2 separate regions of the Homo sapiens genome follow, and region 2 is linked to region 1. Evidence: chromatin loops called from intact Hi-C (ENCODE). Cell type or tissue: GM12878. All regions are shown on one strand. Each heading gives the region's core, and the rest is flanking DNA. Links, peaks and the distances in the headings are about the cores only.

Region 1 (7,804 bases), core at 1,867-5,866:
ATGGATACAACTGCATATCTTAGAATCTACACTTTTAGGTAGTTTTGACAAAATCATTAATAAATAAGATGAAAAGAACTTTTAGGCATCAATTGGCATATCAGAAGGCAAAGTAAAACTTTACATAGCTATAAGAGGCAGCAGAGTCCCTTGTACAGTAATGACAATTCAGACTACTCTTTCTTTTAGCTAGATAGAGAAAATAGTGTGAGAAACAAATTTTCAGTGCCACAAAAGAAATAGCACTGAAACATAAATTTAATTTTCTCAGCAAGGCAATTTTTACTTCTATAGAAGGGTGCAACTCGTGAATGGAGTAATGGCCAAAGCACACCTGAACAAGGGAGGGGAAGGAGTTCTTATCCCTGACGCAGGTAGCCCCCACTGCTGTGTCATTCACCTATTGGCTAGGGTTGGACTGCACAGTCTAAGCTAACTCTGATTGGCTATTTTAAAGAGAGCAGAGGTACAAGCTGGAGTGGTGGGGTGAGTAGTTTAGTGGAAAGGACGGTTACAGAACAGGTGACTCAGGATGACTCAGGTCAGAGCAGATGACCAGGGGTGACTCAGAATGGAGCAGGTGATAGAGGCTAGGAGGGGGTTGTTTGCTGAAACTAGGGGCAAGGAGACAAAGAGAATGAGGAAGTTAAACTTTCAAATGAAGAACAAAGAACAGGGGAGGTGAACATACTGATACATTGGTTCTTTGGAGAGGATCTCAGAACTCATTGTACTTAACAATTTACAGGCTAAAACCTTTGAAGAGGAATTTATTATGCCCTACAATAATACTGTGCCTCACTAGGTTGGAAGAAAAAAGTGGGCTATCAATGAATTAATGTTCAGCTCCCTTAAGACGAATCTGCAGTTTGTCTCATATATGTTGACAGGACACAACAAAGAAACATCCTCTCTGAAATCTGTGTGTGGACAAAAGTTGTCAAATGTCTACCGGACCCCAGTCCCAGCAGATAAAACACATCATTGTACATAGGACTTTCTGTCTTTCATGTTAATCTCTATTGCATTGTCTCAATCTCAAAACAAGACTGCCATATAAGAAGGTGTTACCCATTGTATCCAGCTGACAGTGGTGACATTGAGTGAGTCAAGCTAATAATGCTTAAACGTGGAATTCTCATGAATCTCGTTTAACACTTTTGCCACTTGCCAAGAGAAACACAATAACATCTGTCATTGAGGAGTTAATAATCTAGGAACAATCCCAGATTTACGTTCAGAACAAATCACCCACCACCAACGTAACTCCATTTCAAACTTAAAAGGACCTACCTCCCTGTGAAACACACAGCTGTTTTCCTGTGAACTGTTGAAGGAGTCCTTCTGTATTCCACATGAGATCATTATTATGAAAAGACTTTGAAAACTATCAACCAAAGCCTTCACAGTAACTCTTTGAACCTATTTTTTAATTGATGAGTAATATTTTATATATTTTATGAGGTACAATGTGATGTTTTGATATAGGTTTACATAAGAATAATTAAATCAAGTTAATTAACATATCTATCACCTCACATACTGTTTTTCGCAGTAAGAACATTTAAAATCTACATTTTAAAACAATTTTGAAATACACAATGCATTATTAATTACAGTCACCATGCTGTGCAATAAATCTCTAAAACATATCCCTCCTGTCTAACTGAAACTTTGTACCCTTTGAACATCTCCCCATTCCACCTACCTCCCTCCAGCCTCTGGTAAGCACCATTGTACTCTACTTCCATGAATTCAACTTTTTTTGATTCCACATATAAGTGAGATCATGCAGTATTTATATTTCTTTCTTCTTTCTTTCTTTCTTTCTTTCTTCCTTTCTTTCTTTCTTTCTTTTTCTTTTTTTTTTTTTTGACAGAGTTTTGCTCTTGTTGCCTGGGCTAGAGTGCAGTGGCACGATCTCAGCTCACTGCAAGCGCCACCTTCCAGTTTCAAGTGATTCTCCTGCCTGAGCCTCCTGAATAGCTGGGATTACAGGCACCCACCACCATGCCCAGTTTTTAGTAGAGACGGGGTTTCACTATGTTGGCCAGGCTGGTCTCGAACTCCTGATCTCGTGATCTGCCCGCCTTGGCCTCCCAAAGTGCTGGGATTACAGGTGTGAGCCACCACGCCCAGCCAGTATTTGTCTTTCTATGCCTGGCTTATTTCACTTAACCTAATGTCCTTCATGTTCATCCATGTTGTCACAAACGCCAGAATTTTCTTCTTTTTTAAGACTGAATAGTATTACATTGTCTATATATGCCATATTTTCTTTATCCTTTCATCCATTGATGGATGCTTCTAAGTTTGACTCCAATTCGAAGGAATAAATTATATTTCGAAGATTTTTTTTTTTTCATGCTATTCCATGGCTCTGGAAATGTCTGGACCAAAACAGGTATCATCAATGTATTCTTCTTACTTGTCATTGTAAAAGTCCTCTTAGCATACATGGGCAAAGCTAATAGTAAGTTAATTTTAAAAGTTTGTTAAAAGGATAAGTCAAAAACATATAGGTTTTAATTTTTTTATTTTATCTAAAAATGTATACATTTGCCAATGTACTTATATATAACAAAGGCTTTTTTTAATTAAAGAATGAATCTGCTGGTTGAAGTCTTAAGACATCTTATTTGCAGTAATCCTTAGGCTTTAGTATTTTATTTAAATACAATGGAAATCTAAAGATTCTTACAATAATCAGAGTATATAACCTTTTGAAAATTTAAGATTTTCTCTAATCTTTTGTAGTCATCTTGCCCACACATAATTTGATTATTTTTATTACCTTTATTATAACCTTTCCAAAGACTTCAACTTAGTCTTCATAGAAATAAGACACTCTTTTATTCACAATGTCGTTAGTTTCTATAATATTTGCTTGTAATATATTATTACCAAAATAAATACAACTGTCATAAATAGGTTTGGGAACCAACAACTAATTCTTGGCAAGCAGGTGCCTCACTGCAGACTTAGTAAAAAATAATCTACTAGCTGTGAGCATTCAGCATGTCCTGGCCATAAATTAGAAAATGTTCCCTAGGGAATGGCAAGGTTTGATTTCAGTGAGTCAGTCTAACAGAGGTGCATTTAAAGAACGTCATTTATATTTGATGAGTGTTTTCATTTCATCATTTCACCTGACTCTCTTACTTGATTATAAACTCCATGAGGACTGAACTCCCTTAAGGAACTGACACTTAGTTATACACCTTACAAACCAAACAAAAACATCCGGACTAATTTTAGTAAAATGTACTTAAAAAGTGAAATTATCAGTAAGCCATTCAGGTAGTGTATCTACATGATTACAAAGCTTCAGTTTCCTCTTTTCAAAGTTATTTTACATCTCTGTTTTTAAACTACAAATGATGCTATGTTTAAATATGCTTTAAAATGTATGTAATAATAAGCTCAGACTGTAACTAAAATCAGATTGAATCAGATGTAGGTTTGTAAATGATCTGGAAACCTTTTAGGACCATTGCTAGGGGAACATTAAACCAGCAGAGCAGTGTTTAATGAGTGAGTCATCTCTTTATTTTTAAATTAACAATAACACACTAATAAGGTAAAAAAAAAAAGTGAAATGAAACTGCAGGGAAGCTGGTGATAAAATCATAAAGGTTTTATGGTGATAAAAATCATAAGAGGATTCACACAGAACAATCTACATAACGGTTTCTTCCTCTTTCTATGTAGCAAAGGAAAAAGGGGATAAAATGAATTTTCAGGAACATAGCAGAGACCTTCCAACACAACGAATGCTAAAATACCTGAGAAAGCTCTGCCCCTGCTAGCTAACACCTAGAAGAGTGAGTGAGCCACTTGTGTCTATAAGTGGAAAGCAGCTCCTGGCGATGGGTCCTGGAAAGACAGAAGCTAAAATCAAGACAGTTTCAGAATGAGTTTGCTCTGATCTAGATAGAAGTAGCATGACATAAATGAGAAACAGAGATGACTGGCAGAATTAGATGTTTTCTCACCAATTTTCAACCAGTGTTCACATTTCTTTAAATCTTGTATTTTAATTGCATCTCAAATTTTTTAAAGTTTATATCAGCATGAATTAATTTTTAACAGCTTTATTGAGGTATAATTAATATACAGAAAAACCATACTGCAAGTTTGATCAGTTTGGACCAATTCATGCAGCCAGAGATACCATCACTGAAATCAAGTTATTAAACATATCTATCACCTCCCAAAATGCCCTTGTATTCTTTTATGTTTTGTTTTTGTCATTGTCTTTTATGTTGTTTTTTTTGTGATAAGAACAGTCAACTTGAGATTTATCCTCTTAACAAATTACTGTGTCTAATACCATATTGTTACCTATAGTCACTGTGTTGTACAGAAGATTTCTAGAACTTATTCATCTTTCATAATTGAAATTTTATACCTGTTAAGCAACAATTCCCCATTCTTCCCCTCCTGACAACCTCTAGCAACCATCATCCTATTTTCAGCTTCTATGCGTTTAAGTATCTTAGATACATCATATAGGTGAAATAGATGAACCTAGAGGGAGTTATGCTAAGTAAAATAAGCCAGTCACAGAAGGACAGATATTGCATGATTCAACTTATATGAGATATCAATTAATTCTTTATTATTTTAGATACGAATTCTATTTTTGTAGCAAAAATCTGAGTAGAAATGTGGGCTCTCCTCTATATCACAATTGAGATTGTGGGCCTGACTCTTCAAAGCCAAATTGAGTGTTGACCATTATCCAGGCAAAAGATCATCCAGATTTCAGACAAAATCATGAAGGTGAGCAGCTTCTGGAGTTGCAAGTCAAGACAAAAACATGAAAGAACCATCAAATGGATCTTTTAGTGACTCATTAAAACTTTTACTTTCTATCCACATATTTGGAATTATCTTACAAGTCATATGATAGCAATAACAACTGTAGTGACAGAGGTTAAATGAGGCTATTAAAGAAAAGACAAATGGAACTCGTAATTAAATACTACCAATAAAAATCATATGATCATTTAAGCAACTTTAACATAAGACATGTAGTCAGCACTTCCAGTAATAGAAGAAACATTCTTTTTTTTTTTCGAGATGGAGGGTCGCACTGTTGCCCAGGCTGGAGTCCACGTGGAGTGCAGTGAGGCAATCTCGGCTCACTGCAAGCTCCGCCTCCTGGGTTCACGCCATTCTCCTGCCTCAGCCTCCCGAGTAGCTGGGACTACAGGCGCCCGCCACCACGCCCAGCTAATTTTTTGTATTTTTAGTAGAAATGGGGTTTCACCATGTAAGCCAGGATGGTGTCGACCTCCTGACCTCATGATCCGCCCGCCTCAGCCTCCCAAAGTGCTGGGATTACAGGCGTGAGCCACCGTGCCCCGGCCCGAAACATTCTTAAACAAGCTCTTGCCATGAACTTTCTTACAGAAGTGCAAAGAAACATCTAAGAAAAGAGGTTATGAAAGTTTACTAAAAGCATTTACTAAAAAAGTAACTTCACTTAAACAGAGATTTTGAAAAAAAAAAAACCCTCACAAATCTTTAAGAAATTTCCTAGCTGATTTAGGGTAGAACACAGTTCCTTATGCTGGAGATGTGAGCACACATCTCCAAATGATTCCTGTTTACATTTCCAGCTAGAGTTGATGTTCTTTTAGTAAACTTTCAAAAAATTTAAAAAAGAGATTTTGAAAGTAAACTTTCAAAAAATTTAAAAAAGAGATTTTGAAAGTAAATTTTCAAAAAATTTAAAAAAGAGATTTTGAAAGTAAACTTTCAAAAAATTTTAAAAAGAGATCTTGAAAGTAAACTTTCAAAAAATTTTAAAAAGAGATTTTGAAAGTTTACTAAAAGAACATCAACTCTAGCTGGAAATGTAAACAGGAATCATTTGGACATGTGTGCTCACATCTCCAGCATAAGGAACTGTGTTCTACCCTAAATCAGCTAGGAAATTTCTTGAAGATTTGTGGCAGTTTTTTTGTTTGTTCGTTTTGTTTTGTTTTTTTTGAGATGGAGTCTCATTCTGTCACCCAGGCTGGAGTGCAGTGGCGCCATCTCGGCTCACTGCAACCTCCACTTCCCAGGTTCAGGCAATTCTCCTGTCTCAGCCTCCCGAGTAGCTGGGACTACAGGTGCAACTAATTGTCATATTTTTAGTAGAGATGGGGTTTCACCATATTGGTCAGGCTGGTCTGGAACTCCTGACCTCAGATGATCCACCCACCTCGGCCTCCCAAAGTGCTGAGATTACAGGAGTGAGCCAACATGCCTGGCCTTAAGATTTATTAGACAAAAGAATGTCCCCATTTAGAGTACGTTCTTTGATTCTGCTTTTTTGTCATTGTTGTTGTTTTTGATACAGGGTCTCACTCTGTTGTTCCCCAGGCTGGAGTGCAGTGGCGTAATCACAGCTCACTACAGCCTCAACCTCCTGAGCACAAACAATCCTGCCACTTCAGCCTCCTGAGTCACTGGGACTACAGGCATGTGCCACCATGTCTGGCTCATTTTTTTTCTTTAGAGATGGGGGCCTCACTGTGTTATGCAGGCTGATCTCACCTTCAGCGATCCTCCTGCTTCTGTGTCCCAAAGTGCTGGGATTACAGGTGTGAGCCACTGCACCCAGCCCTATGCACTCTTTAATTCTAATTCTCCTAATTCTATTTGTTAGATCTAAATAGAATGCAGGTAACCATCTTTGACCCATTTCATGCTTCTAACCACACAGATACACACAGGCACATTCATTTCATCATATTAAATAGCTCCAGTGCTTCCTAAAGTTCTATAGCATGGCATCTTCTTCCCCAGACCCTTCCATTAACTGTCCTCAATTTGTGCATTTTTCCCTTAAACTGTGGCACTTAGGACTAAAAGCAATCAGCAAAGTGTTGCCTGACACACAGAAAAGAGAAAGATAATGCCTCCCTCATTCTCTAAACTACATTTCTATTAATTTAGCCAAAGTTGCACTAGCCTCTATAGCGATCATATCTGATTGATGATTCATATTAAATGTATTTTCAGTTAAAATCTCGTTCCATTTTCCATGCTTTGTGCCATGTCTGTCCCTACTCTCATGGGATTTGAGTTCACCAGTGTCGGATTTTACTTTCATCCTTAATAAAAGTAATATTATTAGGCATAACACAATTTCCCAGTCTGATAACTTTTTCAGTGGCTCCTGATGCCACTGCTCACTTTCCTTCTAGGCTGCACATCATACAAAAAAAAAAAAAAGTATTTTTCGTATGTTAATTTTCTTTTTTTTTTTTTTTAAACATGGTCCCACTCTGTCACCCAGGCTGGAGTGCAGTGGCTTGATCTCTGCTCATTGCAGCTTTTACCTCATAGACTCAGGTGATTCTCTGACCACAGCCTCCCAAGTAGCTGGGACTACAGGCACATGCCACCATGCTCAGCTAATTTTCTGTATTTTTTTGTAGAGATGGGGTTTCACCACGTTGCCCAGGCTGGTCTCAAATTCCTGAGCTTGAGTGAATTGCCCACCTCAGCATCCCAAAGTGCTGGGAGTACAGGTGTGAGCCACCACACCCTGCCTGTATGTGTTCATTTAAGAACATAGTAAAGAGAAAAGGGACCCAGCTACCACTTACACCGATCGAACTTTTTTCTTCTTGTTGACAGCAGTTCATTAGTAGTCATTCTATGAATGCAGACATTTGATTATTAATCTATCTACAGCATCTAGCTTATATTGCTATAGCTAACCCACAATATATTGGAGATAACTTGCAAAGTGACTTGATGAACTCAAGATACTACATGGACACATTTTGTTCTGATCTAT
Region 2 (7,804 bases), core at 1,906-5,905, 520 kb before region 1:
CAATGTGCCGCAATCTAGGGGGAGATTCTGGACATCACCCTTGGAGAGTGGAATAAGATTCGAGCCCAGTCCTTCTCAAGGAACGTGAAGCCCCAGTTGACATCTGGGTTAGTTATTTTTCTGAGTGTTTTGTTTAATGCCTTCCTCTTCCTCTAAATTGTAAGCTCTATGAAGGCAAGAACTATGTTTGATTTGTTCACACCAGTATATTCAATGCCTTTTAATGTCTCCAGAAGATCATTAACAAAAGATTGAAGACCAGAAGAAGTTAAAAGAAGGCAATTTCTAGCCATTAGAACTGCCCCAAGATGGTAGCCACTGCTTTGAGAAAACAGCAAATACCTCCTTGCTAGTATTTCCAAGAAAAATTTTATAAATATTTCTCAGGAATATTAGGGAAGAAATTGTTTAATTGAAGTGATAGATCTTTATTCTTATGTTTTCTTACACAAATTATTTAAGAAAATCTTGAATAATTAATTTTTTTTTCCTGTCTAATCTTCCACGGACCCCTAGCTAAGGGAGAGACAGCAGGTGAACTAAGTCACCGTTAATACAAAGAGACATTTGCAAGTAGTGGGGGATATAGGAGAAACACCACCATAATTAGAGGGGAAAATTATAAAAGTGTGATCCCCAGGGTGGTGTGTCTCTTGAGAAAAGCTCTACTAGAGGGACCTCTAAAATTTCCAACACTTCCAAAATTCTGAATATAACAGAGACAATTTTTTGATGTAAAAAAAAAAACTATAACACTTTTTTCTTTAAGTTGTAGAACTGTTTCCTCAATTTGTCTGACCTGAAAAAAATCAGCCTTCTCAGGAAGGTGAGCAACTCCAGCTAAAGATGAATAGAAACTGTTCTCGTTATTTACTTTTGCACTCCACAATAATGGCCTCTATTGTAACATCACCAGTGATTTACTGTCTGGTCTTATGGTAAAGAATATTTTTATTTATTTATTTTTATTTTTAATTTTTTTTTGGAGACGGAGTGTCGCTCTGTCGCCCACGGTGGAGTGCAATGGCACGATCTCGGCTCACTGCAACCTCTGTCTCCCGGGTTTAAGCGATTCTACTGCCTCAGCCTCCCGAGTAGCTGGGACCACAGGCGCACGTCGCCACATCTGGCTAATTTTTTGTATTTTAGTAGAGACGGCGTTTCACCGTGTTGCCCAGGCTGGTCTCAAACTCCTGAGCTCACAGAATCCGCCCACTTCGGCTTCCCAAAGTGCTAGGATTGCAGGCATGAGCCACCGCGTCTGGCATTGTTTTTGGAAGAGACGCTACGGGTTTAGTGGTGAGTCGTAAATATTGCTTCCATAAGTTACTTCTGTTTCCTTTAGGATTTCTGTGCACTGTCCAGTCCTGCCATTTCTCTTTTAATTTCTTTGTCTCGTGGAACTTCATTGTGTAGGCGGTAGTGATGGTCCTTCTCCTGCCTTGCAGGCTGAGGCCACTTGAGGCATTTCTAGGAATACCCTTTTATATTATCTCTTTTTGAAATTGCTAAGGTCACATTTTTGACACTATCATCTAAAACTTCTGTGCTTTGCTCTTTTCGACAGTGTTACTAGCATTTGCTCTTCCATCACATTTAACCTAGTTCTCTGAAGCTAGTAACCCTCTGCCTTTTTCCTATGTTTTCCATCCTTGACTTGTTCTGCTTCTTGACATTTTGGAATGTGCACTTTTGCTTTCCAAACAATAGGTGCTGTTGATATGTGATGCAAATCAAGAGTTTCTTTTTATCACATGGAAGTCCATTTTTTTTTCAGGTTTCATATTTTCCCCAATCCATTTCAATGTAAAGTGCACGGTGAGGACACTTCCTCTACTTTCTAATAACACTCAAACTATAGTGAACTCAAAAGTAAAATTTTACAGGTAACATAGAATGAGATATTTTTAGAAACCCATAAAAATTCCCAAAATGCCATTTGGTGATACTCAATAATACTGAGAAAAATTATACTTTGCTAGTTTTATTTAGTGGTTTGGAAGTCAACATTCTCAAATATTAATAAATATCACTATATTTTTATTACACACATATATACGTATGTAAGTGTATATGTACATACATATATACACATACAGGAGGCTTGGTAAATAATTCTTTAATATATACTTTTTGAAAATATTAACGACACTTAGATGTTGTTGTGTGGCATTCTAATCAATCTTTAAAAAGCTAAAACAGAATTACAAACATATTTATGAATTTGCCATAGTCCATGACCTAGAGACTTGTACACTAATGATAATATAGTTTGCCAGCTTTTTAAAATTAAAATGTGACATAAATGAGTAGGGGACATTATTACTCAACTTAGATTCTGTTATTATTTAATAAATTGCATTAAAATGATACTTTTGGGAATAAAAGTGATTTATAATTTGGAACTCTTTAGAATTTATGCAAAAACGCTTTATAATATTGTTCAGTTTATTCTCTAGGGAGTTCAAGGCAGTGGATGAAATTGATTATATTCATAATTTAATATATTTTACTGTAATTCACATATGTAAAATGACAATATTTATAATTTCAAAAACAAAAACACAATAAATATCAATCTAGGTTAACCACTTTTATATTACAAATAAACAAATAAAAATCTAAATAATATATAGCTAAACAACCTGCCAAGGACTAGAATTTCAATACTTTAAATGCAATAACTTGATGTTTTATCATTTAAATAACACTATATAAATAAATATTTTTCATTACAATACTGCTTGTATTCTTTTTCATTTATTGAATCCATAAAAATATATGCTTGCAGCTGTGCATAAAGAATAAGTATACTAAAGCAAATTAATACATTTGATTGTTAAATGTACAGAATTGCGATTAGGGAACTGTATTCAGTTTGCCCTTGTTCTACTCTTTGTAGCACAATGCAGTGAGCTGTTACAATTTTTTTCTTTACCAAAATTAGAAAACCTTTAACTATTTGAATTTAATTTCAATGATTTCTTATTTACCTTGTAAACTGGAAAATTTAATAAAAGGCAAGGATAATATTCCAGATCTTGTATTATAGTTTAACATAGTTTTAAAGTGATGTTCTGAAAACTAATAAAAAGTTAAATTCTGTGGACGTAGCCTAACTTCACAGCCAAGGACAGAAAAGACATATAATTCTTTGCAGTGAACTCTGCACACCCTAGTAACAATCTATTACTGTCAATCTGAGGTTGAGTGAATATCAGACAATGCTAGTGCAAACTCCATCTTTCATTCCTAAAGCTATCCTTCTGTTGATTTGAGCTGCATCAAGGATTACAATAAAAATTGAAGCACTCATAAGTAATACCTCTTCAGACAGGAAAATGTGAACTGTCCTTCTGGGAATATTTAATGTCAAAATCTAATACAATGCTTCTCATCTTCTTTGACTATGACTAAACCTATATGCTGAGTGGACTGACCACTTGCTGTTACACCTGCTTTGTGGCAACTCACTCAAAAAAGAAATCAACAAAAAGCCATGGAACAAAAAGTGATAAATTTAAAGTTTCTTCTAGTAGTAAAATTCAGGTCAAGATCCAACGTTTAATTTTAAAATGGGTTATGACCTCGTTGCTACAGGATCAGACAACCAAGTGGAAAGATAAAATATAATTGGCAGTTTGAAAGGACGTATATTTTCTTATCTCTGCCAAAATACTAACAAAACAAAAAGAAAGAAAAATATATTTTGAGAAATCATTAATTGCCACAGACAATAAGAGATAAATTAAGCAAAGTGATCATATCTTGTCTTCTGTGATGGCACTGGCTCCTAGAACACTACTTCCTGGCACTAGCGTAGATCTTACAGGGCTGACTTTGAAAGTCTCAGACTCCAAGAGCTATTCATGATAAGCCTAGGGAGAAGCAGCAGAAAATAAAATGTTGCCTGTGGAAGTGGTGCACTCTCCCAGTCGGCAGGGGGCGTACCCGTGCCGGGAGCAATCTCAAGGAAGACTATTCACATATTTCTAAAATTCACTGTACCATGACAACTTTCACAGTGATTGATAGAAACAGAATTTTTCATGCTACTTAATTATTTAAATACACAATGTTAAGTGTGAAAACTCAGAGAAAAAGAAAAAGATTCCTCCATTTTTGACATGAAGGTAAAAATATCATCTTACAAGTTTAGATTCAGTCTTTTGTGGCATTCAGATAGGAAATCTTAGTAAGATTCTTAGTAAGGCTTATTCTAGCTAGCTTGCCACGTGTAAGTGGGTAGCACTGAAATATTATTGATCTTGTTTGGGTTTCTGTTTCTGTATGTTGTTAAAAAATTATACAGTTTGGATTGGTAATCTTTGTGTTTCCTTTCCTCAATAAAACTATACGACTTCATGTTCATTTATATTTGTATTATCCAAACAGAAGAGAGACTACGATAATGTCAGTTTCAAAAAGGAAGTCTTTGATCCCTTTAGATTTATTTTTTTATTTTATGTTACTTTATTTTAGTAGATACGAGGTCTCCCTATGATTCCTAAGCTGGTCTTGAACTCAAGCAATCCCCCCTCCTCAGCCTCCAAAAGTGTTGAGGTTTCAGACATGAGGCACCATGCTCAGACTCCATTTTTTATTTAGATCAAATTATGACAGATATTATAGATACCCTTGCTTCACACTCATTCAAACCATTTCTAGCTTTCTTTCCTGTACTATTGAATTGAGAAAGCAAATATACACTTTCTTTGCTCCCTTGCAGGTGGTGCACTATGTGAGATTACGTTTTACAAAATGGGAACACCAAAGTAAGGCTTAGATAAATACACGAGCAATCTGAGGCAGTGACTGGGAGATGGAAATCAGAAGCTTCTAGAAGCATAATGATAGAAGTATTTGGTTTTTCTAAGACCACTGTGATTGAGTTCTTAGTATCTGTTTTCTAGCACCACTGAGACTAAGCAGCAATGATTTTTCAGCAGAATGGATTCTTAAGATGGTGGATCATGTTCTTTCATATGTCTCCTTGCTGGTTCTCTGTCTCTGCAGGCTATTCCCTAAGCTTCCCTATACTCATGAAGTCTTCCTGTTGAAATCAGAGTTTCCATTGCCTTCAGCAAAGGACCCCCATTAGCACTCTGAAAGGTAAGAGGTGGTTTATTTCATAATTGTTACAGATGATGCAATATATGGTGGTTGCTTGAGTTTTTGGTTTTCCCATTTGTTCTTTGGCCTGGTTTTGTGTGATAGTCCAGAGGGATTTAAATCTTTCTGCTGTCATCATTTTTCCTTAATTCTCTAAAAGTTATTTAAAGTCATACTAAGACACAATATGACATTGTAGCTAGGAAAGAAAAACAGAAAAAAATGAACACATTAAGGAAGCCCAGGAACTGATAGGCATCTATCATTGAGATGTAAGGGTTACAGAGATTGCTACTTGCCTCTCACTTCTCAACAAGTAAATGTCTTCTTTCTTCCAATCATTCATTTTGACATGACTTACAAAAACTTTTCAAGAATGGAGCACAGAACTTCCATATAATGTCAAGATGTAATCTTTAGTTTCTTCAGGGGAACTAAACATTCTTGTGGCTAACTTCCCTGGCTACGGTTTTAAGTTATTATCACCTTCTTGCTTAGCAAGTTGCTCATTGACTTTTTAAGGCTAGCGAGGTGCCTGGAATTTCCCTTGAAGGAACTCAATTTTTTTAAAAAAAATCTGGGGATACGGGGTTCCACAGGCCCCAAAGAGGAGTTCCAGCTCCCTCCCAACGGCATTAATTCAAATTTCCCCAGTGCTAGTATTTTACCACATTCTCTCTTTATCTCCCACTTTCCTCCTCCCTCCACTTATATATGCATGTAGGTATAAGTACCTGTGTGTACATATGTGTATATATATGGCTCTTAATGATTTTTAAATTTTGTCTATATGGGGGATGATATCCCATTACTCTTAAACAAGTCAGCAATGCCTTTAAAACGTATTTTTTCCTTCTGGTCCAGGATCTGATTTAGATTCACTTACTACATATGGTGCTGTTCCTGTTTAATACCCTTTAATATGAAATAGTTCCTATTTTTCCTTTATTTAATACTGACTTATAAAAACACAGATTAGCTCTTTCACAGAATGCACTCAAATTCGGTTTTTCTGATGTTTTCTTATCATTGGATTCAGGTTGTATATTTTTGGCTATGATATCACAGACACAATGCTTTGGTTTTCTCATTGGATGGCATCAAGGGGCACATAATTTCTATTTTCCTCATGGCTGTTATTAGCTTTAATCATGTAGTAAAGGTAGTTTCTCACAGGTTTCTCCATTATAAATTTATTGCAACCTCCTTTGTAATTAATACGTAACTTGGGGGAGATAATTCTGCCCACTAGTATTGGCATCCCTTGATGATTCTCATGAGCTGATTATTCCTATGATGGCTACTAAATGGTGATTTTCTAATTTCCTCATTCATTCTAAATTTATGAGTTGGCATCCTACTGCAATGAAAAGCTTTTTCTTAATTTATTTTTTATTCATTTGCCATATATCTCTTTGTGTATATATGTGCCTCTACCTGTATCTATTGATCCATTAATATATCTGTATAGATATCCCAAACCATGTATTTATACAAATACGTCTAATTCCAACTGAACTCAAGAGGGTTCATTCTAGCTGTTTTCCATCTCATATTTTTACCTCATTCCCTGGTGATGAGAAACTTTCATCCCATTACTCTCACTATATGTACTTAAGTGCTCATACTCCCTTATGTAATCAAACTCCTGATCACACAAGCTACCTCCACAGTCCTGACAACCTCCTCAACACCATGCCCACTGGCTCCAAACACCTCCTATCTCCTCAACCCAAATCCCTCCACTTTGGCCCCATTAGGCCTGCTGGCCTCGTAAGCCTCAGCTGCCCTCTCAATTCTGATCACTTCAGCCCTGCATGTCCTCTCTCCCTCCTCAGCCCCTAACCACTTTTTCTGGTCTGATGTAGGCTTCCTCTCTATCTTGACCATATTCTCTGCCCTAGCGTGACATTACCACAAATCCTTGCATTTCAAGGGAAGGGAAAGAAAGAGTAAGATGAAGAGAAAGAGGGAGTTTTTAGATATTTAAGGAGTCAAATTACTACTTAGATAAAAGAACATATAATCATTAGTTTTCTTTGAAGCTAGACGTGGCCATGTGAGTGAATATTGTTGGTTTATTTTAAAATGTCATTTAGAATTTATAAGTCTACCTAAAATGTATTTTATAAACTCTGTGTTTAGATTGCCTTCCAATTGCCCTTTCAAATTTATATCCACCTTCTTCCAATCCATTCTGTGAGCCAGGTAGTGAACTTTCATTCTTTCTTTTAGTTTCTATTTGATAACAGGAAACCACAGACAATGAGGAGAATGATGTCATTATTTTAATTCTCTCAACCATCTCTCTGTGCCATTGCCTCTTATTGACTGTGTCTCCTGACTGAAAGTCACTGCTCTCCAAGCTATCTCCATATATCTCGCTCCTTCCACTTTTCAAGACTCTTTCCTCTCCCTCATTCTTTCAGGCAAGGGATACTAAGTATCTCTGCTTTACAAGTCCTGGCATGTTAGACTTTAGTTTGTGTTTTACCTAAATCCTTCCTATATATTTGTTAAAGTTCCTTTAATAAATGTAATTACCTTAATTTGAGAGCACCATCTGTTCCTACTGGGACCCTTACTGATACGTTAGTTGATATTAAAGTGGCCACAGAAAACAGATTATCAAAATAAGATCATTGAATTTTGTTGCTTATGTATTGGAGAAACATGAGAATGACCTGTTTGC

Evidence for each region. A loop is a pair of places that touch in the nucleus more often than their neighbours do. Peaks named below come from ENCODE experiments on the same cell type or tissue, not always from the same donor. Only the 100,000 strongest peaks of a DNase experiment are listed, where the experiment ranks them.
Region 2: a loop joins it to region 1, with 2.1 times the contacts of the local background. A loop is called at or near these places in 1 of 110 quality-filtered maps.

Annotation. Positions count from the first base shown.
Region 1 is chr4:170,332,436-170,340,239 of GRCh38, reverse strand. No RefSeq gene overlaps it. Among named protein-coding and RNA genes, the nearest start is that of LINC02512, 6.5 kb to the left of the region's middle. RefSeq lists enhancers at 378-427, 275-1,474, 3,485-3,624. In GM12878, for the core only: no CTCF peak of the experiment used is centred there; a DNase peak (open chromatin) is centred at 3,879; H3K27ac peaks cover 1,266 bases.
Region 2 is chr4:170,849,751-170,857,554 of GRCh38, reverse strand. No RefSeq gene overlaps it. Among named protein-coding and RNA genes, the nearest start is that of LINC02382, 110 kb to the right of the region's middle. In GM12878, for the core only: a CTCF peak has its summit at 3,948; a DNase peak (open chromatin) is centred at 4,034.